Linked DNA regions of Mus musculus: all the other regions are linked to region 2. A link is a loop called in an ENCODE intact Hi-C map of the cell type or tissue named here. Cell type or tissue: left cerebral cortex. All regions are shown on one strand. Each heading gives the region's core, and the rest is flanking DNA. Links, peaks and the distances in the headings are about the cores only. Region 1 overlaps Csmd1 (CUB and Sushi multiple domains 1). Region 2 overlaps Csmd1 (CUB and Sushi multiple domains 1). Region 3 overlaps Csmd1 (CUB and Sushi multiple domains 1).

Evidence for each region. Hi-C counts contacts between places; a loop is a spot of excess contacts. Peaks named below come from ENCODE experiments on the same cell type or tissue, not always from the same donor. Only the 100,000 strongest peaks of a DNase experiment are listed, where the experiment ranks them.
Region 1: it touches region 2 in a loop (9-fold over the local background); 4 of 42 quality-filtered maps call a loop at or near these places.
Region 3: a loop joins it to region 2, with 3 times the contacts of the local background. A loop is called at or near these places in 2 of 42 quality-filtered maps.

Annotation. Positions count from the first base shown.
Region 1 is chr8:15,988,775-15,999,689 of GRCm38, reverse strand. Csmd1 (CUB and Sushi multiple domains 1) reads left to right here. Exons shown (of 70, transcript NM_053171.2): 46 at 825-938; 47 at 6,908-7,096; 48 at 10,472-10,618. Among named protein-coding and RNA genes, the nearest start is that of Gm46073, 61 kb to the right of the region's middle. In left cerebral cortex, for the core only: no CTCF peak of the experiment used is centred there; DNase peaks (open chromatin) are centred at 4,206, 4,862 and 6,991; H3K27ac peaks cover 2,948 bases.
Region 2 is chr8:15,937,506-15,948,420 of GRCm38, reverse strand. Csmd1 (CUB and Sushi multiple domains 1) reads left to right here. Exons shown (of 70, transcript NM_053171.2): 52 at 3,243-3,416. Among named protein-coding and RNA genes, the nearest start is that of Gm46073, 9.3 kb to the right of the region's middle. In left cerebral cortex, for the core only: no CTCF peak of the experiment used is centred there; DNase peaks (open chromatin) are centred at 5,747 and 6,438; H3K27ac peaks cover 884 bases.
Region 3 is chr8:16,045,198-16,056,112 of GRCm38, reverse strand. The region is part of intron 37 of Csmd1 (CUB and Sushi multiple domains 1); the gene reads left to right. Among named protein-coding and RNA genes, the nearest start is that of Gm46073, 120 kb to the right of the region's middle. In left cerebral cortex, for the core only: no CTCF peak of the experiment used is centred there; DNase peaks (open chromatin) are centred at 4,458 and 5,358; H3K27ac peaks cover 1,982 bases.

The sequences.
Region 1 (10,915 bases), core at 2,228-7,227, 53 kb before region 2:
GAAACTGTCCCCAAATATTGTAGAACCTCGCATAGAGACTATGGAGCAAACTACTTGCTTTTTTAGTTTATGTTTTGCTCTTGACACTTTCAGACTTTTGCTCTATGGCATTATTGCTATTTTAAAATTTTCAGAGCCTGACTTAGACTGCACTTGGCTGTAAATAATGACCTTCAAATTAAAAGTCCTGTAGAATGTACTTAATGATAATATTTAGAAATGTTACCACTGCTTTGTTATTAACCATGATCTTATTCATTAGTCATCTGGTCCTCATCGGGTCCTGTTAGGGAAACAGCCACAGCATGCATTGGCAGTGTAATTATGAGAACCCCATCATTTCTCAGTCTCTATCACAAAATCTTATTCGTGTCGTTACACTCTGTTGCAGAATGCTAGTCAAATTAGATGGCCCAGACCCTGTTCTACTCAAGGTGGCTAAGCCAATTGGAACAAGGTGTTTCCCTGGACAGAATCATGGGCAAGCCATGTTGGTTTGCTGAAACCTTTCTTTCTTTCTTTCCATTCTAAGCCTTGCTTAGATCCCGGGCACCTATGGAACTTCCATTTATTTAGCAAGGCATTTGAAAAGTGGGACAAAGGCTTAAACTGGTCAAGGAACAGCTACATATGGCCTTCTTTTAGGTTTTATAAACAAAAAACTGAAAACAGCATTTTAGAGATACACATAAAGCGATTGCAGACCCTCTGGAATGGTTTCCTCATTGGCATGGTTTATTGAGTAGTCACAAATAATTGGCACAGTCACAGCAGTCAAATGTTCTGAAAATGTAGATTCCAGGGTATTGGGTTGACTCTTTCAGGGGACTTCGTGAAGTACCAGTGCCATCCAGGGTACACACTGTTGGGAAGTGACACCCTGACATGCAAGCTCAGCTCACAGCTACTGTTCCAAGGCTCTCCACCCACCTGTGAAGGTATGTGCGATCCTGGTGATTTGGTCGCTCGCTCTGATAGTCTGTAGGCATGGGTTTGAATTTGACTCAGGTCTGTGGTGAGTTAGTCCCACGATGCAGACAAGCTGCCAACAGAGGCATCAGAAGACTCTTTTACCTTTAGCCCACACTCAAAAATAAACCAAAATCACATGGTAATGTTCGCTTGCATCAAAACTGAAATATTAAAGAATAGCTGATATCCACCATTGATATAACAGCCCTTTTCTACATCTCTCCAATCTGCATCATGTTTTCGGGTCCATCTCAAGCAAACTGAGCAAACTGAGCATCCTGAGATTTTTTTTTTTCTTTTATCACTACTTCACCTGGATTTAAGCATCTAGTGTTTAACACTTTGGGAATAAAAAATGTATAAACCATGAAATATAGCCACTTTGGTTTTGTATATGCGCCTAACATAAACTGACCATATACCAGAACTTAGACAAGTTTTAAAGAACAGAGTTCTAAGCTGCACTTGTTGGTCCAGAGACTAGAATACAACTAGATCACTCAAGAAATGCGATTTAGTAGGAGCCATTTGCAAGCACAGTGGGAAGGAAGCAGTCACATTTGGTAAAAGGAGGTCAGATACCTCGTCTTGTTCACTGCTAGTGATTTCAACGTACTTTAAACAATCAGGGTTCTGATGGGGAGCACCACGTCACCTGTGAGCAATGTACCATCTCTACCATTCTAGAAGATGGGCTTCTGTAAGGAATGAATGACCACTATTCACAGTGCCTTACATTACTCATAAACTTTAACTTCAGAATCACAAGGTACAGGGAACTCACTGCATTGGAAAGCTACTGCACTGGAGCATGGCCACCCTTGGGAGTCTCAGGCAGAATGAGCTTCCAGGACCAGTGGATGGACCCGTGACTCATCATCGTCTACCATGGGCTCATGTGCCAAGCTGTGCAGAGTTAGGAGACCTGAGGAATCTTCTTAGGTAAACGTACTGTCTGTATTGGCACAGCGGTGATGACCTTGGGATTCTCTTCTCAAGATGAGAAGTATACATACATACAGTTGAAATTTGGCCACTTTATACTCCCAGGCAAACCTTCCCATTTTCAAGTTTGTCAGGATGGAAAGCTTAAAACAAGCCTAGAAAAGAGAATGAGGAGAATCCCTTCATTACATTGTCCTGTCCAGATTTACTCCATTTCTGTTGAACTCTAATTCATGTCCATCCAGAAAACAGAGTGAGCCCACATAACTACGGGCCCATCGTCTCCATTCCTTGTACACAACAGGCACCTGTGCATGCAGCCTCCCACAGGCTCAACTTTGACTTTGTCTGAGGTTGGAAGCCCACGACTTCCCAACTCTGTAACTACTGTGCCAACCAACCCTGAGCTCTTTTTCTTTCTGAAGCAAATTCTTTAAGGGGAGATGAGCTGAGAAAAATCTTAGTTGTGTGTCTCTGAGCAACTCATTATTTTGAAAGGGCTCAAATGCCTGTCTATGGCTGACCCTAAGCACTTAAGCACTTAATTATAATCTTTCTCTATTTTCTAATTATTTTGTAGGGCTCAAGTAGGGGTTGGTCCCTCAGTACATTCTTGATAGAAAATGGTGTTCACATTGAATCTTACTTCCTTGGGCATTTAGACACACTCTTACCAGCTCTCTGAACCTAACAAGAGTTTTATGGGAGGAGAATGGGGAGTATTGCAGACCATGTGCTGAGAGGGTCTCAGTGTGTGCTGAGAACATGCTATCATGTTAGATGCTACCTTAGTTCAGAGAAAATTGAGTAAGAGATGACAACATATACTTCTCATGTTCAGAAAAACAAAAAATAAAAAAAGGAAACAATGAATAAAGCTCCAGGTGCAGAAAAGGGCACATGGCACTCAAGAAGGAGGAGCAGGCTGCCCTCTGGGTACTTTACAGAAGAGGTGCAAAGAGAGCTGGCACCCCCAGAGCCTGGTTTTTAAGAGGTCTTGAATGACAAGTGACTTCATCCTACAGATCACTAGGAAGGAACTCATAATAGTTTTCAGAAAACGCATTAAAAATAGACCTGGGTCAGCAAGATAGCTCAGTGTGTATGGGTACTTGTCACCAAGCATGGCCACCTGAGTTTATTCCCTGAGGACCCAATCTCAGTCTTTGTCCTCTGACCTCCACATGAATGCAGTGGCACATCTTTCACCTTCCTTCTTTCCCTCCCTCCCTCTCTCTTACTCTCTAACACACACAAATGAAAACATTTTTAAAACTTAAAAACATATATCTGGATAGGTTGTCCTTTAATCCCAGCATCTAGAAGGCAGAAGCAGGCAGATCTTTAGGTGTTGTCTACATAAAGAAATCAGTCTAAAAGGCAAAACAAGACAAATAGAAACATAACTGGACATCATTCACTAAAGGGCATCCAAATCTTTTTGCCCCTGTGGAGGGGGCAGGAGGGCACACAGGAGGGGAATAATTCCAGTGTTCTTCCCACATGCCCACCCTCAGCCCCCTACAGGCTTCAAGTGTCAGAGCCTCCCATTTTATTAGGCTCCTCCTAGTTTCCATAGTTATCCCACACTACAGGTGTTTTTATGGATTAATATTATTGGAACAGTGTGTCACAATGTAGTCCTGGTTGCTTGAAACTCACTATTGAGACCAGGCTAGCCTTAAGTCCACTAAAATCTTCCTGCCTCAGCCTATAGAATGCTGGGATTAGAAATGTGTACTCCCATGCCTGGCAGGAGGTAATATTTTTATTTTTTGTTTTAATTTTTTTTTCCTAAGGGTTACTCTATGTCACCCTGGATATCCTGGAATTCCTATGTAGACCACACTGCTTCTGACTGCCTCTGTCTCTAGAATGCTAGCATTAAAGATGAACACTCCACACCCAACTAAGAGTTAATTTTAATGACTAGTAAGCCAAATTCAAGTTCTTAAGCCTAGGTTATTTTGGCTGATGATCTGCAAGATGTGTTAAATGATGTACTACATGATTTTCAGCCTCATAGCTGATTTTTCATTTAAAAAAATAATAACATGCCATGTGTCTACCTAAAGGAACTAGGACCAGTTACCAGCGAACTCCTTTACAAGGTATCTCTGATGGTCCTTCTCTGTAGTAGTTTCCTCAAATGTCTCTTGAGGTGCACAGGGCATTAAAGTTATCACTTCTGGAGAACTGAGAAATTGAGCTTCAAGAGAAAGGTGAAACCTTCATGCTAGCTGGGTTGCTCCTGGCAACAGTTTATAGCAGCCTCCAGGAAGGAGTAAGTTCCCAGAAAACAGCAGGGCAGACAGGAAGAAACAAAAACACTTGGGCTCATTGGGAAACATGTTCAAATATATTTTTAAAATAATATTTGTGCCTGAAAATAATAGCGTTAAGTGTTAAAGAAACTTGATAAATATGGCTTTGCTTGTATTTTCATTTCATCCTCTCTACTAAGCAAAGGAGACCATTTTAAGAATAGAAGAAATGACTCTATTTAGGGCTGCTTCTGATTTGGATAGCTGCTCTGTGCTGCAGCCCTGGAGGTGACAATGGCTTTCCAGGTGGCATTCAGCAACTCATTGCAAAGTTTCCTACTTCCAGATGGTCTGAAGTTCAGTGTCATTTAAAACTCTAGCTGCAGTGGTAAGATATACAAGGTGGAAGGATGGCTGAATGTTTCCCCAGTGAAACTGAGAACAGAGTCTTCTTGCTAGCACCTGCCTGTTGAGAACAGGAGAGTACATAGCCAGGACATTTTCAGTTTCTATAATACCTCTGCCCATATGGCACCTTCTATTTAAGAAAGACATTTACATCTGCCATATCTCACTTCACTCTGAGGGGTAGCTGTTTCAACCGTCTATTTATAGCAGAGATGGTATAAGTGTTGGCTCTCATTGCCACATGGAAGCAAGTCTGTGGGATCCCTGGAACTCTATTTTCAAGCCCACGCAGGTGTGCACAGACAGAAGACTCAACCTACGTGATGTGTTCTTTTTAAAAATGCCAGCATGCCCAACCTGCAATTGGCAGAGTAAATCTTGCAACGTGATGTTGTCGCTGGATGAATGGGTTTCCATCTTAGTGAGCACACAGACAAAATGTACAACAGAAGCTAAAACTGTGGAGCGGTTTGTTGCCTACAGGGAGGGAGGAGAACAGTGGGAGTATTTCCAAAGCAAAGCTCTCTCTGGAAATAAAAAGGTATCGTGGTTGAGTTTTATTGTGGGAACCTATTTCTACTCCCATAGGGAAGCATTGGAGGCAAGGGTGCCTTCCTCTGCAATCCTAGTACAGTTGTACATTGTGGAGCACTTTGAGGTCCCAGTTTAAGAAGAAAGATGGAAGGCAAATAATTAGGTATGCTTGTCTCAAAGCAATGGAGTATTGTTTAGAGGTTTAGCAAAGAGACGCAGCTCTGCTGAGCATTCTGGGTTCCACATTACACTGAACAGAGTTTTCTCTAAGTTGCACAGAAGAATAAAGCAGAGAGCTCACTGGCCAAGCTGATTCTTTCAATTTTCTCAGATGACATGACAAGGCAAGGGTTTCTCCATTTTATTTGCCTCTTTTCTGTCATTGTGAAGAAAAGAAAAAGTAAAACCGATAAAAATCACCTCATGGAATAAAGTGTATTTTGACTAAATGACTCCAGGGAGATAAATGGCTATCATGGCAAGGAGTCAGAACAGCAGGAACAAGAAATGGAGAGATCACATCTTTTACAGCAAACACAAAGAAACAACAGAAATGGGAAGTGGGGTGTGGCTATGTACTCTCAAAGCGCTCCCCCAGTGACATATGTCCTCCAACAAGTTGTACCTGCTGAGCCTCTGGAAACAACATCATCACTGTGGACCAAGGGTTCAATTTCTGAACCTACAACAACATTTCTCATTGAAACCACTATACCTGAAAGGTGCCAGCCCCATTTGGTGGCTAACAATGTCATTACCATCACTGCCGGGGAAATAGGACTTTAGACTGAATTCTGTCATTGACTTCAGTTTAGAACTATTTTCAGAGATATTAACTAGTTTGTACTGTGGATATTTTAGGACTTTGATCTCAAAACATTTTAAATGGTCCTGTGATAAATTTAATTGCTTATGTTTTTGTCTAAAAGTCTACTGAGGTTTAAAGTATGCTTCAGCTAGACTATCCAAATGAATGGGGAACCTTCAAGACAATATTTAGGAATGACACATCTTATAAGCTTTCCCCACCTGTTTGGGAAGCATCTTCAGTTTGAAATGTTTTTGTAAGTAACATACAATCAACTCATTAAAACGGGCAAACTCACCAAATAAGATACACATCTTGGACAAAAGCTCTGGGCGAAGTTGGTTACTGATATGCCTAAACTGTGAGTAACACTGGTGTGTCACTTTCTTTTTATATGCTATGACTGATCAGTGTCCCTTAGTAGCTCTGTAAGCAAAGCATTCCTGTAATGTAATTTAACTTAGCAATGAGAGATAGCATTAAAGAAGTCTTTTGGTGATTTTACATTTTTTTTAATTAGCCTGGAAGTAGCTGGATCAAAATTGAAGGATGAGGAGAAAAAAAAAATCACAACTTGAAATATCTGTTATTTCAATAAAAGAATTTTTACTTTAGAAATCACCAATCCTGCTGAAAACTGTGGCAAACAGTGCAGGTGTGTGTGGGAGTGTTGAACAATGTTTCTGAAATTTGCTTCATACTTAAATAGTCACATGGTCACATCAAATATTTAGATTTTATTTATCCAAGTACAGCAAGGGTTGGAATAAAAATATTTTTTTCTTATACAAAAAGCTACATCTTGTTGTATTGTATTGAAGATGGGCTTTCTGTCTTTCTTTTTGCATTGGAGTAGATTGGAGGTGTCTGTGTCCTGTATTAAACGTAGTCAGAGCTCAGTAGACTGTCTTCCATCCCATCAATGTTTGTATTCATTGTATTAATGCAGACCTCTATCCATCTCTTTTCTCTCTAGCACAATGCCCAGCAAATGAAGTGCGAACAGAGTCTTCTGGGGTGATTCTCAGTCCCGGGTACCCAGGCAACTATTTTAACTCCCAGACATGTGCTTGGAGTATTAAAGTGGAGCCAAACTTCAACATCACACTCTTTGTGGACACATTCCAAAGTGAAAAGCAATTTGATGCACTGGAAGTGTTTGATGGTAAGCCCCAGATTTTCAGGGTACCACAGGGCAATTAAGTGTTCTAGAAGACTTTTAGTGCTCCAAATGTCTATTTTACTCAAGATGCATGAAATGAATAGCTCATATGGATATTGAAGTGGTAAATGTCGCACCTGTCTTTACAGAGCTGCTTTATATAATAAAATCAAATGAATTTGATGCCCAATGGTGCTACTTTCAATACCACTGTTCTGGTTTTATACAGTGGTTCTAATGAGCACCTTAATGCAGCAGTGGCTGGATCATCAACTGAGGTGGATCTAAGGCCAGTGTTTTCTTTGTATAGGAGATACATCATGCCCAAGCAGAGCAGAGCCAAACCCATGTGTGGCCAAGAACAGAGAGTTTTCTCAGGTTTTATGGATTTGTCAGATAAAGCACAATGTATTCAGTGATAAGAACTGCTTTAATTGATCTTGTGTGTTTATGTGAGTCTCACTAGTTAGATGGACCATGAATGATAAATAAATCACTGTGCAGAGTGACCCCAGGAGTCAAGTTGTGAGGATTGTTATATTGCACATGAAACTCTAGCATTATATATAGAAACAAATGGCACACACAAAGAAAAGCAGCCCACACAAAGCTTTTGTCTCTGTGTTTGTACAAGTGTATATTTCTATTTGAATCATAAGTAAGTATTAAGATGTGAGTTGTTTCAAGCTTAGGCACATCTTCTCCTTTGTTTGAATTAGAATATAGAAGGCAATACTTTCATGCTTCTAGTTTTCAGAAACAACATCCTTACAAATAGATTTTTTTTCCCTAATTGCTGATAGCCTGGTGCTTTCTAAATCATGACTAGACCATGATCAAGATCAAAAACTAGGGAGTAGCCCAGAACACAATACAAGCACTTTCTGTCTGGTTAGAAGTGGCTCATGGCTTGCATCACTCTGCTTTCAAATATACACATCTTTTATAAAGAGAAAGGTCACAGTTTTGTATTCAGAACTTCTGCAAGTGATGGCATTTCCTATGCACTGTGTTTATTTTATCTTGGCAACATTGGTGCTAGCCTATATTTTATGAGCTAAGAAGAAGTAAGCTGAGCATACCAGCTGTATGCACCATTTCCTTAGTGTATACTTTCAATAGTGCAGATATGGATTCTCCTCACTTTCCTAATTGTCAGAACTCAGTGAAGAACAGTGTCTGATCTCCAGTTGTGATTGGCTGCTGAGACCACTGGCTATCCTGGCAAACTTACCTGCACATCTCTTTTCTAGGATATTGTTATAGATGCTACAAAGAGGCATGCTTTCCAGAATATGCCTAAATACCATGATCTAGACAGAGATCAGACCAAGAATAGTAAGGGATTTGGTGGGAGATTAGCAACTCTTGAAAATGCACTCTTGTGTTCTGTCGGTAAAAATGGCATTTCAAGTATGGCAAGCTCAGGATAGTTAATTCCTCTGTGGCATATTATTTCAGAGGGTCTTGATCTTGTTTAACAGCCATAAGAAGACCTCACACAGCTCATGTTCAGCCATCTTCCACATGAAGCAGGGTCACTCTTTTGTAGGACATAGACAGTAGACTTTGCAGACAGTCTTTGGGCACCATCTTTCATAACAAGAAGAATCATTTCTAGGGATGTCCACACAAACTTCCACATTTTTTACTTTGTTGTTTTCCTCATGTATTCTTGTGATTGCTATTACCAGGACCCTTTTAATGTTTACACACAGAGAATAATTTCTTAGACTTGAAGAGTGAGAGTCTAGGACTAAACAGTGGGGAAGCTGTGTCTCTGAGGCTCTTTTTGGCATGTAGGTGTATCCTCTTCATGTGGTCATATGGTTTTTGGTTTTTTTTTTCTGTGTATCTGTGTTCTGATCACTTCTTCTTAAGACATGCTATTCATGGTGGAGTCAAGGCCCACCCCTGAAAACTCATTTCAAAGTAGCTCTCTCTATATAGAGCACATGTCCAAGGTCAATCACTCTCTGAGTTATTGAAGGCAGGAATTTAATGCATGTTTGTGCAGAGTCCAACAGAGCCTTGAATAGCTTTATCCATGATAAGTCCCTAACAGTGATTTGGGCGTAAGAGGAAGTGAAGCTGTGACCTGTCAGTATTTTCCATGAATGGAATGGAGGGTGCCCCTCCCCTTGCCCTGATAAGTTTAGATTATGAATAGCCACAGAAGGCCCATTCTCCCATTCTCTCACACATTTCCCCACGCGTGAACTTGTGAAATGTGGAAAAGTGAGTAATGATTTTAAGACAAGGGGATGCATCCACAATAGAAAAGGAACAGGGCATAACTCCTGTTTCTTGAAGCTGCTTTCTCTCCCAAGTGACATGAAGATGCAGTCACTGCATGGTACACAGGGCATTTAATCATTTTGCTGTATAAACATTTTGAGAACTTTCAGGTCTATAGAATAACGATATATGTCAATGATAACTTTAAAATTATTTTCATACTTCCTGGATCTATAGTTGCTTTTTTATAGACACACAGAGACTCATTGAGACTGTCTACTCACGCATAGCCCCCTGCTAGTTCTAATGGGGATACTTGTAGTCTAAGGAAAGAGAAGTGGGTCGTTGTTATGAATGTGACCATCATTTCTCCTTTATCTCTGTTCTCATCCATCCATCTACTCTGCATCTATCAATCCATCTACTCCCCACCAGCCCATCCATCATCTCTCTGCACACATATTTCTTATATGGCACACATTTGACTGCTTGTGAATTACTCTGATACTAATCTACAATGGGTACTTTCATATGTTACTCTTGGACTTATCTATATGAATATATATATATATGTGTGTACTTTACTAATTTTAGATACTGTATAAATTTAATTTCTCCTCATGATATTTCCAATACTTAAAGAAAGTTTTCGTCCAAAGTTTATCATGAACAATAATATTGGAATATGTTTGCCATGTAAGTAACTTTTGTACCTATGTGCGAGAGTTGATGAAATTAAAACTTCAGATTTACTGTGTATCATCAAGTTGTTCCCCAAAGCGATTGACTGTACTTATACACCACTGACATTGCAAGAAAGATTCTCGTTTTCCATATGTGTAGTATATTATCCATTATAATAGTAAAAGGATATTCTCATGTTGAAATGTCATTGTTTCACTGATGTATTTCATTCATTTCCATAATAAGTCACTAGTAACTTATGTACTTGAGTCCCCTACTCCTTCCCCACATTGTTTCATTACCACGGAATGTATTTATTATTATTTTCATTTGAATATTTTTTTCACTTTGAAAATAAATGTCTATTGTACATTTGCATACGTGTTTAATCAACAGCTAAGAAAGATCTGCATCTGTAGGTGCCCACATCTGAAAGTTTTCTTTTTTTTTTTTTAGGTTCTTCTGGACAAAGTCCTCTGTTAGTGGTCTTAAGTGGGAACCACACTGAACAGTCCAATTTTACCAGCAGAAGTAACCATCTGTACCTGCGCTGGTCCACAGACCATGCAACCAGCAAGAAAGGATTCAAGATTCGCTATGCAGGTGAATAGGTGGGCCTGGACATCAGCTGGAATGGCTTTCAGTACCACTTTCATCTTAACACTAGGTCTAGGTTATGGTGAAGTTCTGACTTCTGACAACTAAAAGCCAGCAAGAAGAACATAGTGGAAGAAATACTTGAAGTGAGAGCCCTAAACTATGAGAAAACTTGATTAATATGTTATAATTTACTGATTAAAGAGTAAATATTAAAATTTTATACCATGGATAATAAAGACATTTGCCCCAAATTACAGTAATATAGCCAAAATTAGCATTAACACTGGGAACAAATGAGAG
Region 2 (10,915 bases), core at 3,565-8,564:
CATCTCTGTGCATGTCCTGCCTCTTCTCACACCCAGCAGAGTGTAGAGCTCTTGCTTTCTCATGGTTACCATGTGCTGCACACGATTGTGGAGCCCTATTGACTATAGCAGTAGAAAGCATCAATATCGAAGATTGTTTATAAGGGTTCGTGCGGCTGACAGGAACGCTGCCCTGGTGGTATGAGAAAACAGGTGCCATCAGACTACTGCTTCAAAGTAGATCTCCCTGTGAATTTTAGAGGGAAGGAAAAAGAAGCTTGCCTCTGAGGAGTGGCTTGTCACCCACCGCTATGGTATGAAAATAGCATTCAGAGAGCCCTCACAGGGTATCCTCTGGGTACCCTCAACTTAGCACCTTTGCTGTGCAAAGACACCACATGGGTTCTGAGAGAGCTGTGAATTGTGAGTGTGGCCATGTTTTGAGTGGTAGGGGAAAAGCACAGCTAATGAATCCATTTTTGGAGACCAGGAGGGAGGCTAGCATAGAGATAGGCTTTCTCCTTGTTTTGTGACAAGGTTATTTTTAGTGCTGATGGACTCCCCAATTAGGCTCTTCCAAGTTGCTCTGCCACCCTTACTAATGAGCAGGGTTTGCAGCCAAGAGAAACTCTAGGCTTAGAATCCCATTATCCAGCTGCCCATAAGCTCAGTGGTTGTTCTGTTAGTTGCTTGTGATCTAATGAGCCTCATTAGAGGATAGACTTTAAATAGTCTCCTCACTGGGATGTGTGAGCCAAGGCTGAGAGGATAGAATCCTATGAGCATCTTCACTCTGCTCTTTCGATAAAGGTCTGCAGAGCTCTCAGCTAGGAAACTGGTCCAGCCTTGTCATTGAACATATCCCCGATAAGCACTGAAGTTTCAACATGAATTGCTAAATATCACAGTTCAAGGTAGGGTTCACACAGTGTTTGGGAAAAGGCTTAGAGAAAAGTTCACAGCAAATTATAAAAACCTAAATCCCTCTTGAATCCATTGACATTTGATATGGTACATGCTAGCAAATTACTGAAAGCTCACACTTGCCACTGTGAAGGTTTTAGCTTAGCAGTCTCTCAGACACCAAGAAATGTGGAGGCTCTCTCAGCACAGATTTTTGTCTGGAGGTAGTCTCCTGATTCCGGGCAAGTGACCCCTATAGATCATATCTAGCAAACAGGTATGCCTGTTTACAGAGTGGGAGTCACACCTTGTACTCAGAGAAGCCGAACTAAGGGGTGGGTGATTTCAAGAGTACACTCATATCATTTTTTCTTCCTCTGACATTGTGCTAGATTTTTGTTTTTATTCACAGTGATTAAAAACCCAAGAAAACAGTTTTTGAGCAATCTTATTTTATAATTTGAGACACGGTCTCACCCAGGGATGCTGGGACTTTATGGTAGTTGTCTATCTTCAGCCTCCAATATGGTGGATGGGATTATGGACAAGAGTCACACTACCTGGAAGAGAAAAGCAATTTTGAAAAGGGACAATTTCTATTGGGTGATAATTGCAGGGGTTCCCATGGGTCTGTGTGGCTTGTACACATGGATTGCTTTGTTTCTGAATGTGATGAGACCTTACAGAGAAGGACAAAGAAGAAAGTTGTTCATCCAAGGTTGCCAGAAAGCAGAAAGAAATAGAAGAGGGTCATGCGTAAGGAAGGTGTATCTTTAAAAGTACCCTCTCTCTAACCAGGCTCACTCTCCCTAGTCTCTATAACATTTCAACAGTTTGTTATGACATTTAGTCCATCAATTGATTCATTCTAGGATGAGGTCAAAGTCCTCATGGTCCACTCACATGACAATCATTGGACTGGGGTCCAAGTCATCAATGCACCAGCCCTCTAGGGTCAAGGCCATTGTGGTTTACATGGGAGATTGTATACAGACTTGTTGTTTGAATACTTAGGTCCCAGCTGGTGAAACTGTTTGGGAGTTTGTGTAGCCTTTAGAAATCATGGCCTTATTGCAGAAAGTAGAGAGTAGACCCCTCATTGGAGGGGTCAAGCCTTGAAGGGTTCATGTCTCTTTCTGCTTTCTTGTTAGTTGGGTAAGTGGGGAGCAGGATGCCTCAGGCTCCTGACACATTCATGGGAGCAGTAACCACTGCTTTCAACAGCACCATGCCTTTCCCACCAGGAAATTGCAAGCTAAAAAAAACCTCTTTCCTGTAAGGCGCTTCGTTAAGGTATCATGTCACAGCAATGCGAAAAACAACTAAGATACTGGCTGCCTTGTTGACTCGGTTTCTTAAATAGTCTTCAGCATTGACTCCCACTACATTCTGTCATCCTCAGTCCCATCAGACACCAGAGACTGAGGAGGTTGGCCATGCTCACCTAGAGGAGCAAAGAACTTCCCTCATGATTGTGTTCTCTTCCCATCTCTTGCATGTTTATTGTAGATGGGACCTCTGTCTTTTTGTCACTTCCTGGCATGACCTTGTCCTGCACATGTCATTGCTTAGTAAGTGATCTGAACATTTATTTTCTCTTGGGTAGCTTTTCTAAGACTTACAATCTTGTTTAACACTTGTGAACCTCTGTTGGTTAGTCCACCTTGAAGGATTTAGGATTTTTCTTCCTACTACAAGATTCAATAGGTTTTGCTCTCAAGTATTTATGCATCTGAGATACAAACACGTGGGTATCACTAGTATTTCTACTGTGGGTGACGATTAATTTACCTCCAGGAATGGACTAATTTCAAGTCATACAAACTATGTCACATCATATCTCAGATGCCAAGGATACTCTTAGGTCCTACCAATAACTGGAAAGAAATGATCTAGGTGCTAGGGTTAAAGTGAAAAGTGCTGGACTTCAACCCAGCATACTGTGTTTGGGCATTTTTCACGTCCCTGGAAGGTACATGTAAGTGTCCCCACAAATACATCATTCATAGGGTAAGTATAGAAAAGAAAGTAGACAGTCTACTTGTTTAGTAGATAGTCTTGTGGGTTGCTGCATTACACACTGTGTCCATTTTGAAGAAATGGTTATCAATCTGTGAGATTGAAAACACTGTGGGTCACTGCAGTGTCCTCAATGGCTTTGTGATATGCTAGGACATTTGAGGTTTTATGTTGCAAACAATAGAGAAGGAAAATCCAACTGAGACAACTGACCTGTCAAGACCCAGCAGACTAGACCTCTTAGCCTAGCAGATATCCTTGCCGTATGCTTTTTAGGAAAACTATTACCCAGGGTTTCTGCTATAGCTGAGACCTGGACTAACACAGTTTTTCTCTTCCAGTCATCTCCTGTGGAAGCCTGTCCTTTCCCCCAAATGGTAACAAAATAGGAACGCTCACTATATACGGAGCCACTGCCATCTTTACCTGCAATACTGGCTACACACTTGTGGGCTCCCACGTCCGGGAGTGCTTGGCCAATGGTCTCTGGAGTGGATCAGAAACAAGGTGTCTGGGTAAGCTACTCGTAAGTTCCCATGTGGTGTAATTCAAATCAACCTTGAGAATGAATCATAGTATGGGAAGTGTGGGGTTTCTGGCTCTTAATTCTCTGGCAGCCTTGCTGAATCTGGCCAGTGTCATGGCTACCTTCCTCTTTCTAACTCTCAGAGTGTCTGAAAGTCTAAGAAATAAATGATGGTCCTATCTTATGTGCTCTGGCATATAGTCTTTCTTGTAGAGAGGATAGAGAAATAGCTTCATGGTTAAGAGTGCTTATTGCCCTTACAGAGGACCCAGGTTCAGTTCCCAGAACTTAAGTCATCGGTGGCTCACTCCTCTTCTATGGGATTTCTTCTTATTGCTAAAGACACTGAACTCACATTGATACTCCCACACAGAGACACACAGAAACATGTCTCTTGTGGATAGCTTTAGGAAATATAACCCCAGGGCTATCCACAACATTTTCATTAAAAATAAAAATAAAATCTTTAAATTAAACAAGTTATCTCATAGAGGACTGAGACTACATAGTCCTCAAAGACCTTCACAAACTTAGCAAAGAGAAATAGGAATTTCCAAAACGTTATACACATTTTACATTTTCAACAGCTTAAAATCCCATCAGGGAATTGAGACATTAGTCATCAAACCTAGCAAGTACTGTGAGCTGTTTAAAGTTGAACATATCTGTAATATCGTGGCTTTGTTTTTCTACTGTTATTCTTTGATAATTTTAAAGAGTGGAGGATGATGGTTCTCTGCATAAATGTGGACAAGCTATAACTGTTCAGTTCAGATATACCAATATCTCAAAGTTGCTCCAACTGATGTCTTCATCACCACTTAAATGTCATACAGATCTATAGCATTTTATCAGTAACCTACCTACCTCCAGTATTCCAGCTCCTTCCATCTGCCCACTCTTCTATCACATCTCTTCATTACCTTATCACTTTAGTACCCCACTCTCTCCATTACCCTACTCCTCTTCAGTACCCCACCTCTCTCCAATACCCTACCTCCCTCCATTGCCCTAACCTCTAGTATCCCAAATATGTCATTATCTCAACTCCCTCCATTACCCCACCCTCCCAGGATCCACCTTCCTCCATTACCTCATGCATCCATCTTTCCATCTCTCCATTATCCCACCTTTCCCTGTCATCCCATCTTTCTCTATCAACCTAGCTTTCCAGTACCCCACCTCCTTTTATCAACCTTCAGGATACCATCTCCTTCCACCATCCTGTCCTTCTATCTCCCCATCTCCCTGTCTCATCCCTCTTCCTCTATCAACTCAATTCCTCAGTATTCTATCTCCCTCTACTGCTCTACTTTCCTCCATTATTCCACCCCCCCATCACCCCGCCATTCTAGTATCTGACCCATCTCTATTACCCTAGGCTTTTGCAATTCCTTCCTTTTCCATTGTGTCACCTTTCTCTAGCATCCTCCTATATTCTAGTGCCTGTCTTATCCTTAGTCTTTGTGCTTTCCTGAGTGTTCTTGAGGACTTGGTGGCCATTGTAAAACCCCTTCAACATGGCAGCCCAGGTAGGAACAATGTCTTCTCTTTCTCCTTCAGTGGAAGTTAGCACCAAAGGGGTAGGGTGAGTGATTCAAAACACATATCTTCTGCTTTGGCCTGGTAGGTAAGTATGTAGGTTAGGCTTCTTGGAAAGCTTGGGAAATTTAAATGATTCAGTTTCTAAAACTGTTAAGGCTTAGGGTCGCCTTATGTCCCATTAGCCCCAAATGAGCCTCTACTTATTTTGTTATCCTTCTATCCAAACTTAAGGCTCCAATCCCACAGGTTGAGACACATGACCTATTGATGGTCTTACATTGTCACAAACATGGTCTTGATCAGTTGCCATCCATCTTGAAAATGTTTGGACTTACTTCTGAGTCCAGGAGAAATTTAAACTGAGCATAAGAGAGGGAAACCTCCAGCTTATAAAGAAGAAAATTTGAGTGGTGAGAAGTTGGATAGACTTGTGAAAAGAGTTATGGAATCAGAGGAGCAGAGTATTTAACAGGGAGTTGAACAGCCAGGAAAGGGCTAAGATGACACATAGCCACTGTATGGCTGGCTAAATAATGGGCAGTAAATTTAGTGTAAAGATTTTTCAGCTGAGCAAATATAGTTTCACAGTGACCGTTGAAACTTGACTATTGAGATTCATAATCTGCCTAATGTGGTAATGAGTGTATCCCTGTGCTGGAGTAACAGATTGCTGGTGGGTAGATCACATAATCTAACCTAACAAGAACGTAGGCCCAAGGGAAACCACAGCCAGATGTGCAGCCTGTGGAATATGTGTGGGAGTGGATGAGCAGGAGGGAGCTGAGCTGAACTATTGCCAAGGTAGATGCGGGGATAGTCAAACAGATGGATCAAGAAAGGCACATTCTTAAACCTGGCACAGATACTGTATATCTGGCACCATAATTGCTGTAGAGTTCCGGAGCCCACATGCTAACTAGATGCCTCATGAGAGATAATATCTGTGAATACTGTCTTTATTGGTAACACAGGTATGGCAGTTTGAAGCTTCATTTTATTGAATTCGTATCAGAATACCAAGTAAGTGCATGTTACTCCTGACATGGAACAGAAAAAGGTTTAGAGAAAGAAGTGAGGAGCTTGCCCATGGTCATGTTTCGCTAGTCATAAAAATAGCCTTGAAATATAGGCTGTGTGGTAACAGACCAGGGGCTCCTGATCTAGTGCTGCTCCACTGGGAATAAGTTCCTCTTCTAAAGGTGATGCAAAGGGCATCTGCACTCTCCCACCAACACTGAGCCACACGGAGAACCAATAATTCTTCCCCTCCCAAGATACCACATGGCTCAGCTCCACAGAGCAATGGCCTCTCCACATGCTTGGATGCTCTGACGTATCAATGAAGCTGTTAATTTTCTTCCATGTTGTGATTTGTTATTTGATATTCAAATCAGCGCCTCATCCGTTCCCATTGCTTGGGCCTTCTTGAGAGTACTCTGGCTGTCTTCCAAGCTGAATGACCATGAGTGATTGGCAGAGCTACCACTGCCTTATGGCAGCCGACTCGATGGTCACTTTGGAAAATGACTTTCAGAATCAGTCCGGCCATTTGGTGAAGATATGTTTTAATTAAACATAGTTTTTTGAATAATGTATTCTAGTCATGGTTTTCTCTCCCCACTTCCTCGTACCTCTCTACCTCCCCACCCATCCACATCTATGCCCTTTCTGTCTCTCTTAGAAAACAAGTAGGTATTTAAATAATAATAATAATAAAATAAGATAAAGCAAAACCAAACAAGTCAGAGAAAACACCCAAACAAGGAAAAGAGACAAAGAAAAAGCATAAGAAAAACATTTAGACTCAAAGACATGCACATGCACACACAGAGGAATCCCACTAAAACATAAAAACAGAAGCCATGATATAGACACAAAGGATACATAAGTGGGCACAAGGCCCCAGTTATGCTATTGAGTTCATTTGGCCATCTACTGGTGGGCAGGTGGTCTATGCTTAAGAGTGGTTTGTTCTCCATGTGAGGGTCCCTTGTAGAAAACTAAGTTTTCCTTTGCAAGTGAGTATACCTGGAGATAGCTCTGGGTTAGGAATGGGGGCATGTATGTACTTCTCTTTCCAGCTCTAGGACCCCAACTTGTACAGACCCACTCAGGCCTTGGGCACACTGTCACAGTCTCTATAAGTTCATATCTCCACCAGCCCTGATGTGTCTTAAAAGCCTTGATTTCTTCGTATATCAATCATGACATTTTGGGGAAGATATATTCTTCCCAAAAATAAAATAAATATTCATATTTTTAAATTCAGAAAACAACATATGTAGTAACATGGTCTCAAGTCAAAGAGAGATTATCGCTTGATAAAACAAAATAATAACCCTCAACCCTGTGGCTTTGAGAAAAAAGAAAAAAAAAAAAACCCACTGCATTGAGAAGAGCACAGGAAGTACCCAAAGACAGGAGGAGAGGACCAGGTATTCTATAGGAAGCTGGAGGCAGCAGGTATGTTTCCCTGGATGTGGCCAGTGACAGAGTGAAAGACAGGATCTTATAGAAGAAATCCACCATGGTCTGAGGACAATAAATAGTGCTGAGAAACACAGATACACCATTGCCTATGTCCGTGGCTGTTCTATATTTTCCACCTAACTCAGCTCCACTGTCAGGATGCTCCACTCTCCCACTCCATTCTTTATGCATTTCAATGTTCCATACCCAGTGTCTTAGTTGAGGCTACTATTGCTGTGTTAGAATTCCATACTCAGAGTTTGTGGAAGAAAGGTTCATTCCAGCTTACAGTCCCTCACCATAGTCCACCATGAGGGAGGTCAGAACAAGAACCTGAAAGCAGGGCTAATGGAAAGAGAAAAGAGGAACACTGCTTCCTGGCTTATTCTTTGTGGATACAACAGTCTGTTTTCTTATATATCCTTGGACCACCTGCCTAGGGGTAGCACCACCACCCATAGTGGCCTGGGTTCTCATACATCAAGCACTTATTAAGAAAATACACTCAGGACTTGCCTAGAGGTAAATGTTCTGAATCTCAGCTGAGAATCCCTTTTCCCAAATGATTCTAGCATGTGTCAAGTTGGCATAAAATGAGCCAAACACACAGCTTCTTGATACCAGTTCTGCAGAGAGCCTGCATAGGCATTGAGGATGGGTGTGTCCCTGTGGTAATGGATCTGTTGATCTTAGTTTATGGAGAATGTCTGGGAAACATTTTAGCATTATTTAGCCAACAGAAATATTGGAAATAATAAATAGATAATTTTAGATATCTGAAACGTCATGGGATGAAAGATGCAATGAGCTGGTTATGGATATTTTTTCTTGTCTTTGCCAACCATGGAAGGATAGGTAGAGATGCCATGAAAGTTGTGTTGGAAAAAAAAAAAAAAAGAAAGTTGTGTTGGGAAGAATAAAACTAATTAAGTCCATGTGCTCGGTGTGGGATGAGGGTTTGTGCTGGTATTAACAACATGGTTAGTAACTGTAGACACAGTATACTGGAAAGTTAGGATTCAGACTAAGTATAAAAGCCATCTCCACGACAAATCAAGTTATCATGGTGGATGTGATTAGCATCATAATGGATCCTCACTTCAGAAGAGACCTGCCTACCTGTTTGTTCTTTGTCCCCAGGGCTTCTGTGGATCCAAACTGTATTGAGTCCCAACCCATGTGAATCCCAGCATTATATAAGATGTGATGGTGGATGTTTGGTACAGGTTGTGGGTGGGAAGTCCCCTATTTATCTTGATGAGTACCCAGATGAATATTTTGCTTTGCATGGTCTTTTCTGATTATGGTGGAAGAGATACTCTATCTTGTATCTGGTACTCTAGATGTGTCCAGTGTTGTCCACTAGTGAAGAATATTTCTGGCCATTGAATAGAAATGAGTCAGTATTTGAAAGGATGATTATACACTAGTCATGTCTTATGGAATTTTCTATGTAAAAGCTGTATTTAAGGAGAGGTAGGGCAATTTTCTTGGCTCATACTTGAGAATGGAATCTGGTCCTGTTCAAAGTCCCTAATCTGAGGCTCTAATTAAGGCTTGTGTGTGTGTGTGTGTGTGTGTGTGTGTGTGTGTGTGTGTGTGTGTGTTCTTGCAGATGAACTCAATATGAAGGCATGCAGATGTGTGTCACAACCTCACATAATTCCAAGGGCACGTTGTGGATGACTCCTGTACTTGGACTGTGGCCTCTAGAATTCTCTAAGTGACTGAGGACTTGCTCTGTGTTTTCATCTGTAAGGCACAAAGCTGTATAGCAATCTAGCCTGGATCATTATGCAGGACACAGACCCCATATCTCCCCTACCAGGTGCCTCCTAACCCATCAGGAAAGTTTTATGATCACAGTGTTCTCTTAATTATTTTCTTGTATTTATCTCCTTTTGTAGTAATGTCCCTTGAACCCAACAGTGAGCACAAAAGCTAGAATAAAGGGGTACACTTATAATCTAGGGCCCCTGTTGTAAAGGTGTTAATCTCTTGATAATGCACTTATAGCATATAGATTTTCCTAGCACAGAGTGAGCCCTCAGCTCCCCCACTGGGTTACCTCTTCAATTCTTGCTGTCAAAGATGCCTCTGATTGGGAACCCTCTACAAAAACCTCAACTTTCCAGTACAATAGATTGCTGTTTGAAGTAGGTTCGCATTTGTGGAACCACAATGACTAGGAAGCCATGCATCCTACTGTGAGCAGGATGTGGTGACATTCACCAAGGCTGATGTAGCTAAATATCGTCATTCAAAACTGTATTTTAGATTTCTTTTTATAGATGGAGGGTAATAAAATTGGAATGTATTCTTTAAATACCTTATAGATTTTGAGAGGTCTATGTAAAATATTTAATAAAATAGCCAGGAAAAATGTTTGGTGTCATTACAAGAAAAGTGATTTTGTTAGAAGAGAGGAATTTCTTCTCTCCTCCATGAAGATGTCTGCTCTCCCATCTTTCTGTGAAGTATGTTTGGTGTCTTAGGAAGGTGACCAGTTCAGAGTCCTCAAACACAAATCCTCCAATTTTGCCCCTGTGTTCTTGACAATTGACAAAAGTATATTATATGACAGAGGAGTTAGGTCCTTGGTCAATGTTGCCACTAGAGGCACCTGGGGTAGCATAGCTGGTCAAACTCTTGTCCTCCACAGGATTTCATGTTCTCAGGGGCCCTTGCCTTTGTGTGGCAATGAAAAATTACTCAGCATCACCGTTGCAAATTATACTTAGAAGTAAAACAGACTCATACATCAGTACTCTGCAGTGTTCATTTTAACATGGACAGATACACAGATTTCAAAACATCCATGGATGTTTAATGCCAGCACTAGCTTTCGTGCCGTTCACGGATCTGATCCACTTGACATTTTATGACTACTTGTTAATACTTAAGAAGGGTCTTCAAAATGGCTCTGATATCCACTGTCCATATAAGCCTGGCTTAGCTCAAAGATGCTCACTACACAGATGGCATCTCGTCCTACAGCCTGTCATTCTGACTCTCCTAAGAGACGGGATATTTTTAAGACTCAGTATTCCATTGTCAGCAGAAAATACTGATAATAGCTGGGCAAGTGCTAAGGTTGGACATTTGGTTTGTAGATTTTCTAAAAATGGTTACAATTTAATCCTCACAGGCATGTTGAATATTCACAGTGACAGACAATGACAGAGTGGAAGGGGAGCTGCAGGCAAGAAAGGTCTCAAGGGAGAGAGTAGAGATGTACATGACAGGGTCCTTGTGTCTCCTTGTAGAGCAGAGGGGTTCACTCTGCACCTCCTTGTAAGATGTTCTCTCCTCCACAAGTGCTGCCCTTCACCACAGGTAAGGTTCTGTGCAGTACACTCAAAGGCAGGGGCTCCATACAATCACCACAAGGTTGTTGAACTTACATTTCCAACTCTTCACACTCCATTCTAAAACCCCAGAGATTTATGTTCACCCATCCCTGCCCTGCTCATC
Region 3 (10,915 bases), core at 2,238-7,237, 110 kb before region 2:
ATCTATCTATCTATCTATCTATCTATCTATCTATACATACATATATATATACACACATGAATATATACATATATGTATATATAAATATATTTGTGTGTATAAATATATATACATGTATATGTGTATATATATGTATATATGTATGTGTATGTGTGTAAATTACAAATGTACGTCAATGATATTATATTAGTAATACTCTTAAGCTCCCAGACATCATTGGTGGACTGAGCTTGTGCAAGACCCTCCCTGTACACCAGTGCACTAGACAGTTCTCTGTGTTCTTTGTAATGAGTTCTACATCCCTCCTGAGAGGTGCTGTCAATAAATATATTATCAATGTGATAAACCAAACCATCCATCTAACCTCTCAGAGATTGATCTCTATTTAATCATTCAGTGATGTATAAGGTTTTCTGTAAAAATTAAAAAAAAAATATTCTCACAACCTGCTTTAGGATCCTTCAGTCTCTACCAGAAATGCTTTTCTGAATACTGACCAATCATTACACCTCCCCCATTACATCCTAACTGCATTGAGGAACTTTACATCTTCTAAGTGGTGTAAATTCTAGTTTCTTTCTCTCATCCTTGAAAATTTAATAGAGGGTGAGATCTACCAGATAATCACAGGCTTCTGAATCTCTCTCTCTCTCTCTCTCTCTCTCTCTCTCTCTCTCTCTCTCTCTCTCTGTCTCTCTCTGTGTGTGTGTTTTGTGTGTGTGTGTGTGTGTGTCTTGCATGCTATCCAAAAGACAGCTGACTAATTAAAGCTGACTAGTTCCTACTTGTGATCTTTGAGAATTAAAAAGGAACATGAAGTTCAACACAAAAGTACCATCTAATTCAGTTCCAGTTACCCTTCTGAACAAAGACTAGAATTTTCCACATCGTTCCGTGCTAGTGTTTTGGAATCCCAGGTCCCAGCAGATTTGAGAACAAAGTCAGGAGGATTTTATGAATCTCTTTCTAGATGTCTGCATAAAATCACCTGCTGCCCAGAGTCTTCACGTATTTTGTAGCTGGGTCCTGACTACTGCTTACAGTAATCATTAACTTGTCTTCCTCTCTTCTCTAGCCTTGGCAGTTATCCACATGAGTAGGTGACTGTCTGAACACCCGCAGTTGCTAGTGTTCTTGTGACTTAATAGATACTAACTTTTGTTTGACCATTTTCTCCTGGAACAGCCTTACAGAACACACCCCATGCCTTCTTTCACCATTTCTGGGAGATGGTGGCCTCACCCTCTTCTCCTTAGTCACTCACCTCCGTCACTGGTTATGTATACCCTTCATTATCATGACTCGCTTCTGTTATTTCCCCTCCATAGGTAGACTTGGTAAGACAGTTATGCTCCCTGTTTACATCACCTTCAGGCCTCTGAAACTCTTCAACGGCTACTGAATTTACTGGGCATCCTGAAGCCATTCAACAGGTTCCTGGGGTAAAGAATGATGGTATACTGCAGGTTGAAATAAAAAACAAAAACATGAACACTCAGATGTATCCCACAACATCTCCTTTTTAAAGTCTATAGAACCCAGTGAATAGCCTTGACCGTCAGTTTGTTTTTATATAAACTAATGATCAGATGATAATGTTCAATTATGGTAAATACTTCAAAAGACACCAAAGGATCCACTTTGGTAAGACTTTGTTTCTGATACTCCGTTTTATTTATTTATTTATTTATTTATTTATTTATTTATTTATTTATTTTTCAGTTTTTTTTTATTGGGTATTTATTTCATTTACATTTCCAATGCTATCCCAAAAGTCCCCCACCCTCTCCCCCACCCACCCACTCCCACTTCTTGGCCCTGGCGTTCCCTTGTACTGAAGCATATAAAGTTTGCATGACTAATGGGCCTCTCTTTCCACTGATGGCCGACTAGGCCATTTTCCGATTCATATGCAGCTAGAGACACGAGCTCCAGGGGGGTCCTGGTTAGTTCATATTGTTGTTCCACCTATAGGATTGCAGATCCCTTTAACTCCTTGGGTCCTTTCTCTAGCTCCTCCATAGGGGGCCCTGTGATCCACCCAATAGCTGACTGTGAGCATCCACTTCTGTGTTTACTAGGCCCCGGCATAGTCTCACAAGAGACAGCTCTATCTGGGCCCTTTCAGCAAAATCTTGCTAGTGTATGCAATGGTGTCAGCGTTTGGAAGCTGATTATGGGATGGATCCCCAGATATGGCAGTCTCTAGATGGTCCATCCTTTTGTCACAGCTCCAGACTTTGTCTCTGTAACTCCTTCCATGGGTGTTTTGTTCCCAATTCTAAGAAGGGGCAAAGTGTCCACACTTTGGTCTTCATTCTTCTTGAGTTTCATGCATTTAGCAAATTGATACTCTGTTTTAAATGCAATATCACTTAATTATTTTAACATGCAAATGTGTTTTGGTTTTACAAATGTAGGAACTGCTCTGAGTCTTCTATTACTGCACAGGAGACATAGGGTAGTTGAAACCTTACTTACCAAGGGTTTACCAATTCTTGGGAATCTCCAAGTATGGTGGTTAATCTTGGTTGTCAACTAGATGGGATCAAGAAACACTTGGACCATGGGCCTCTGGGCATGTCTGTTCTGGTGGTGTCTTTATAGGGAGCAGAGATCTGAGATTCCTATTTTGATTACTTATAGATCTAACTTATTATTTAAAAATGTAAATAAGCTGGCTATGATGGACACTTGTGATCCCAGCCTTCATAGCTACAGATAAGAGGGACCAGGAGTCTAAAACCTTCCTTTGCTACATAGAGAATTTAAAGCCAACCAGGAATACATATGACCCTAACTCATAAACAATAGTGAAAAATTAAGTAATTGAAAAGTTACATTTATATTCATAAACATCAAACTATATTTAAAGAGTGAAAAATATATTTAAAACCTAATACTTTTATTGTATTACTGTACTACCAAGTTATTAACTAGTTAAGTAGCAAGCAAGCACAGTCAAATTATTTGTCTTGAAGTTCTGGTAAGAACTGAAAATGTCTTAAATATGCTCATGGGAAATTAAGTAATGTCAGAATCCAGTGTGCCATATTATTAAATGTATTGTTCTGATATGAATGTTATTCATCACCAGGAGTTTTTAGTAACATAGATGCTTGCATTTTAGGAAAGCACATCATGGCTCCTCAGATCTTGAGGACTATAAATAGCACATGTACAAATTGCCAATGATCAAAATATGCATTTTAAGTACACAGTACCACGGTTTCTGTGTATAATACCTCACTGTAAATCGTGGGTCAGGAATTCACATTTAGGGAAAGTATGCTAAGTTGTGTTAACAGCAGGAAAGATTTCATGGGTGGCTGGAGATAAGAAGGCACATTGGAGATATATATATATATATATATATATATATATATATATATATATATATATAGAGAGAGAGAGAGAGAGAGAGAGAGAGAGATGATAGATGCTGAATCCTTCGTGTGGTGGTTTGAATGAGGTATCTCCCATAGTCTGAGCACTTGAATACTTGGTCATTAGTGGGTGGCATTGGGGAAGGCTTAGGAGGTATGTCCCTGCTGAAGGACATATGTCACTGGGGGGAGGGTTTTAAGATTTCAAAAGACTCTTGCCATTTCAAGTTTGTTGTTTCTTTCTGGTGCTTTTTCTGTTTGCTTTTGGGAATGTGAGTTCTCAGCCTTTGCTGTTGATGTCGCCGCCATCATATCTGGCTGCTGCTATGCTTGACTTCCCCATGTGATAGTGATGCACTCTCATTCCTCTGAATCCATAAGCCTGAACAAAGCTTTTCTTCTATTAATTGCCTTGGTCATGGTGTTTTATCACAGCTTTAGAAAGGTAACTAATGCAATAGACTAACCAAAGTACTAATAAATAAAAACAACAGGCATGCCAGATATTATGTTATAAGACATTAGAATAACATAAATTAATTGGAATTCCAGATAATTTTAATGAATTATCTTACTTCACTGAATATACCTGTCTAGCCAATTGGTCTATGGGAGTTAAGGATTTCACTTAAATCCAAATATCTTAGAGTTGTTTACTTTTATTTAAATAAAGCAAGAAGCATCATGAATACGGAGTTTTATTCAGCTTATATTAAATCCACATATCAGATATCTACATTTTATTTGCGGTTTTCCCCTATTAATATAACATATCCCAATGGAAATATGTCAAGACTGTGGTTTCAGACAAAGCCTGGCCCTCTTATTCAGAATCCCTGACAGGGCAGTGAGCGCCCACGTGGGTAGATTTATTTTTGTGTAATTGAGGAAAAGTTCAAGTGTACTGTTTGACATTTAACAACCCTAGCTGAGTCTAATGGTTTGACTGTTCTGAACCAGCTGTCGCTCTAGTAAGCTTAAGTGGAGCGATTCCGGAATTTGTGATGGATCTAGCTCCATGGCGAGGACAGCTGGCAAGGCTGTATTTTTAGCCATCTTCCCCTTTTATGCATCAGTGTGACAAATTTAACCAGCACGCCCACCTAGTGGCCCTGTGGAAAGTAGGAAAGTAGGATGCTTCGTTTTCTCCTACAAAGTGGGGCTATGTTCAGATGTATGTCTTTGGCAACTGCAAAGTTGTTCATTTCAGTTCATTTGCTAAAGCATTGTCACTGAAGAACACTCAGTTTCATAGCATCAGCTCTTTAATCTTACAAGATGGGAGTTCATTATTTAGCAGGAAGAGAGATTTTTCAGGTAGTGACTGTGATTCTTTAGGCCAAATTTGTCACCTCTTTATATACTATTAAATAACAGTTGTAGACTACTCTGCCCCATGTGGTGTGCTTCATGATAGATGTATACTAATTGTTTATACCAGTGTTGATTATTATGACACAGCATCACAGGCTCATTTCTCACAATTCTGGGGCTAGTAGTCTAAGGTCACGGTATTGACAGTCTTCCGTTGAAGACCTATGTGTTAGGCTTTCAGGTTCTGTGCAGGGCTTTCATAGTAAATTTCCTTGCTATAATAGCACTGACCCTATTGTGAGGACCCATGATATTCTGAACCAACTGTAGTCCTCTTCCAAAGGGCCCAATTTTACATCACATGAGGTGTTAAAAATTGTCAACCTATAAACTTTAAACAGACAGATACTCATCCCATAACAATAGAAAACAAGAAAAGAGGAAGAAGAAAGAAAAGGAGGAGGAAGAAGAGGGACAAGGGAAGGAGAAGGAAGAGGAGAACATGTTTGCCTCCATAGGTTCTTGATTGGAAATTGAGGAAGGTGATGTGACAACAACTGTAACTTCAACATAAAAGTAGAACACTGCTGTGGAGCTTGGTGACTCATTACTTAATGCCACTTGGCTTTGGATGTACACAAACTTTACCTGAATACATCACTAACCATGGCTCCACAGATGACGTTATTGGGCCAATGAGTGCTTCCCAAGTACTGTGCAAAGTCCACATGGGTCCTGAAAGCTTGGAAACCCAGGGTTGAATAAGGTGAGAAAAGGTCTGTCTGTGATCTGTGCATCACTCCTTTTTGTCATTAAAATGTTGCTATTCTCTGTGGCCCTTCAAGGGAGATAGATTACTCAACTTCTTTTATGGATGCTAGAAACACAATCTCTAGACTTTACAGAAGGCTGAGATCTAAACCCTGGAAGAAATAAAAGCAGTATTTCTTACTTGTGTCAATACTGAAAACATGTGGGCTCTTGGGCCCACATGGTACTCTAAACTGCCGCAGACCCTCTGGGTCCCTGTGTCGCGTGGAACGGGGTCTCTTGAAGCGGGTGGGCAAAGCGTGGATGAGCGACAAACAGACACACACACAGGAGAGTTCGTGTGGAATCTGAGTGTAATTTTTCAAATGGAACATCAGACTTTTTATGCAGAAGACAACAACGTAGTTGGGTGACATACCCGCAAGGTACAAATGAAGTAACCGGATGCTTAATGACTCTTACACAGAACAGAGGAATGAAAACGCAAAGACTGGCAGGAACTGGGCAATAAAATAACTGAGCCAGAGTCAGCCCTATCTAAGGTCAGCTATAGTCTTAGAAGCCAGGTGTGAGAACTTTTCACTCCTAGGTCAAGGGCTTTCACACCCAAGTCATGGTTCTAACTAGGGAGTTCCATTCTAGCTAACCATCTCATGAATAATGCAATTCTCTAAAACCACAGCCGGATCTACTTCCTAAACCATTGTAAATTCCTGTATATAGGTGTAACTCAGCTATAATTCTAAATATCTATTCTGGTTTCTCCTACGGTCAGAAACTTCTTTCTTCCTTAGTGATGGTAAATTCCTGTGAAGGGCAGTGACCTAACTTTTACTCAAAGAGATAGTGTAATACCTGGGGCAGTACTGAATTCCAAGCTCAAGGTCTTGCTAAGGACGAACTAGGACTGTTGGAACACTGGCAGACGGCTTTAGCTATGTCAGAATTCAATCTTAAAAGGCACTTATGATAGGAAAATATTGAAAGAGAGCACGTGGATCCATACACTAGACTAACTCGGGAATGGAACGTGGGAATGAAAAATTACTGTATGGGTAGGGAACGCTAGACTCCAGGAGGAGAGCTTCCTTGAAACTCTTTTGCCTCATGAGTGACTTTTAAGCCTCTCGGCTTGTCCAGTTGACTCGACCAGAGAGCGTAGCACTAGACAATCAATAAAACAATAGTTTCTCTTAAGGTACGTTATTTTAACAATGGAATTTATAAATACCTTGGTTCTATATATTTTGCTTTTTAAAGATTGTGGTTTTAAGAGTCTATGTATACAGAGTGACACTTACATCTGTGTGATTATATTACTCATCTTTCTCTTCCTCTGTGGAACCTACCCAGATTCTCCTAAGTCAAGTTCAGACTTCTTTTGAGGTCCATTTACCAGCACATGGTCACAAACTTTATGCAACGTTTTAAAGTGAGATTGTGGTAGTTTGAGTGAAAATGGCCCCCATATGATCATAGTAGTATCCTTTAAAAGGAATAGGAGGTATGGCCTTCTTGGAGTGGGTGTGGCCTAACTGGAGAAGTGTTCCACTCGGGTTAGACTTTGAGGTTTCTGAGCTCAGGCCAGGTCCAGTCTCTCTCTCTCTCTCTCTCTCTCTCTCTCTCTCTCTCTCTCTCTCTCTCTCTCTCTCTCTCTCTTTGCTGGAGCCTGTGTCCAATTGCAGACCTCTCGGCTCTGCCTCCAACATATACCTGCCTGCATGTGCTATGATTGGCTCCTTCTCCAGCATCATGGCTACCTGCATGTGCTGTGCTTTTCACCATGATGAAAATGGACTGAACCTCTAAACATATAAGCCAACCCCAGTTAAATATTTTTCTTTATAAGTATTGCCATGGTCATGATGCCTCTTCACTGCAATAGAAACCCTAAGTTTTATCACGGGTCATCAGCAAAACTTCTGTTTTAAGATACACAAAGCTGACATGGATTCAATGAGAAGAAATTTTCAACAGGCATGGTGATATGTACCTGACATCCCAGCATTTGAGAGGCTGAAGCAGAAGGATTAAGAGGTCTAAGCCAAGCTTATATACAGAGCAATTGAACCTGCCTCAAAGAAACTTATAAAACTCATAAATTTGAATTCATGTCTATTTGTATTATACAGAAGAACTATTGTTTAATCATAAATGTTGTATTCTTTAGAAAAGTGCTACATCTCATAAGCATTTGTCAGCTGCAAATATCATCAATCTAAAATGCATGAGATACCTCTAACCTAGTACCAGCTGCCCCCCGTCCTGACCTGTAGCAACTAGAAGCTTTGCAACTTCACAATAAATTGTTTTACCCTATATCACCAGTCAAGGGAAAAAATCAAAATTAAATTTGAATGTATGTTGGTTACTACCTCATGAAGCTAAAAATGTCTCTATTTTGAAACACTGCCAATAAGAAACATTTGTGTTTATGATACAGCATGGTTAACTTTTGTTTTTCTTTTCAAAATTAACAAATAACCTTTTCTGTCTACATAGTGTAGCGTTAACCTACCCATGTATTGAATTGGTGTGTGTATCCTAATTAGCTTGAATTGTCCAGTTGGCATGATCTAGAGCAGTGATTCTCAACCTGTGGGTCTCAACCCATTTTGTGTAGAACAACCTTTTCATAGGTGTCCTCTAAGACCACATGCATATCAGATATTTGCATTACAATTCATAACAGTAGCAAAATTGCCCGGGCTACCTTGCCAGCAGAGTCTTGCCCAACACCCGCAAGGGCCCACACGGGACTCCCCACGGGATCCTAAGACCTCTGGTGAGTGGAACACAGCGCCTGCCCCAATCCAATCGCGTGGAACCTGAGACTGTGGTACATAGGGAAGCAGGCTACCCGGGCCTGATCTGGGGCACAAGTCCCTTCCGCTCGACTCGAGCCCCGGGCTACCTTGCCAGCTGAGTCGCCTGACACCCGCAAGGGCCCACACAGGATTCCACACGTGATCCTAAGACCTCTAGTGAGTGGAACACAACTTCTGCCAGGAGTCTGGTTCGAACACCAGATATCTGGGCACCTGCCTTGCAAGAAGAGAGCTTGCCTGCAGAGAATACTCTGCCCACTGAAACTAAGGAGAGTGCTACCCTCCAGGTCTGCTTATAGAGGCTAACAGAGTCACCTGAAGAACAAGCTCTTAACAGTGACAACTAAAACAGCTAGCTTCAGAGATTACCAGATGGCGAAAGGCAAACGTAAGAATCCTACTAACAGAAATCAAGACCACTCACCATCATCAGAACTCAGCACTCCCACCCCACCTAGTCCTGGGCACCCGAACACAACCGAAAATCTAGACCCAGATTTAAAAACATTTCTCATGATGATGATAGAGGACATCAAGAAGGACTTTCATAAGTCACTTAAAGAATTACAGGAGAGCACTGCTAAAGAGTTACAGGCCCTTAAAGAAAAGCAGGAAAACACAGCCAAACAGGTAGAAATCATTAACGAAAAACAGGAAAACACATCCAAACAGGTGATGGAAATGAACAAAACCATACTAGAACTAAAAGGGGAAGTAGACACAATAAAGAAAACCCAAAGCGAGGCAACGCTGGAGATAGAAACCCTAGGTAAGAGATCTGGAACCATAGATGCGAGCATCAGCAACAGAATACAAGAAATGGAAGAGAGAATCTCAGGTGCAGAAGATTCCATAGAGAACATTGACACAACAGTCAAAGAAAATACAAAATGCAAAAGGATCCTAACTCAAAACATCCAGGTAATCCAGGACACAATGAGAAGACCAAACCTACGGATAATAGGAATTGATGAGAATGAAGATTTTCAACTTAAAGGGCCAGCTAATATCTTCAACAAAATAATAGAAGAAAACTTCCCAAACATAAAAAAAGAGATGCCCATGATCATACAAGAAGCCTACAGAACTCCAAATAGACTGGACCAAAAAAGAAATTCCTCCCGACACATAATAATCAGAACAACAAATGCACTAAATAAAGATAGAATATTAAAAGCAGTAAGGGAGAAAGGTCAAGTAACATATAAAGGAAGGCCTATCAGAATTACACCAGACTTTTCACCAGAGACTATGAAAGCCAGAAGAGCCTGGACAGATGTTATACAGACACTAAGAGAACACAAATGCCAGCCCAGGCTACTATACCCGGCCAAACTCTCAATTACCATAGATGGAGAAACCAAAGTATTCCACGACAAAACCAAATTCACACAATATCTTTCCACGAATCCAGCCCTTCAAAGGATAATAACAGAAAAGAAGCAATACAAGGACGGAAATCACGCCCTAGAACAACCAAGAAAGTAATCATTCAACAAACCAAAAAGAAGACAGCCACAAGACCAGAATGCCAACTCTAACAACAAAAATAAAAGGGAGCAACAATTACTTTTCCTTGATATCTCTTAATATCAATGGACTCAATTCCCCAATAAAAAGACATAGACTAACAGACTGGCTACACAAACAGGACCCAACATTCTGCTGCTTACAGGAAACCCATCTCAGGGAAAAAGACAGACACTACCTCAGAATGAAAGGCTGGAAAACAATTTTCCAAGCAAATGGACTGAAGAAACAGGCTGGAGTAGCCATTTTAATATCGGATAAAATCGACTTCCAACCCAAAGTTATCAAAAAAGACAAGGAGGGACACTTCATACTCATCAAAGGTAAAATCCTCCAAGAGGAACTCTCAATTCTGAATATCTACGCTCCAAATGCAAGGGCAGCCACATTCATTAGAGACACTTTAGTAAAGCTCAAAGCATACATTGCACCTCACACAATAATAGTGGGAGACTTCAACACACCACTTTCTTCAAAGGACAGATCGTGGAAACAGAAACTAAACAGGGACACAGTGAAACTAACAGAAGTTATGAAACAAATGGACTTAACAGATATCTACAGAACATTTTATCCTAAAACAAAAGGATATACCTTCTTCTCAGCACCTCACGGGACCTTCTCCAAAATTGACCATATAATTGGTCACAAAACAGGCCTCAATAGATACAAAAATATTGAAATTGTCCCATGTATCCTATCAGACCACCATGGCCTAAGACTGATCTTCAATAACAACATAAATAATGGAAAGCCAACATTCACGTGGAAACTGAATAACACTCTTCTCAATGATACCTTGGTCAAGGAAGGAATAAAGAAAGAAATTAAAGACTTTTTAGAGTTTAATGAAAATGAAGCCACAACGTACCCAAACCTATGGGACACAATGAAAGCATTTCTAAGAGGGAAACTCATAGCTCTGAGTGCCTCCAAGAAGAAACGGGAGACAGCACATACTAGCAGCTTGACAACACATCTAAAAGCTCTAGAAAAAAAGGAAGCAAATTCACCCAAGAGGAGTAGACGGCAGGAAATAATCAAACTCAGGGGTGAAATCAACCAAGTGGAAACAAGAAGAACTAT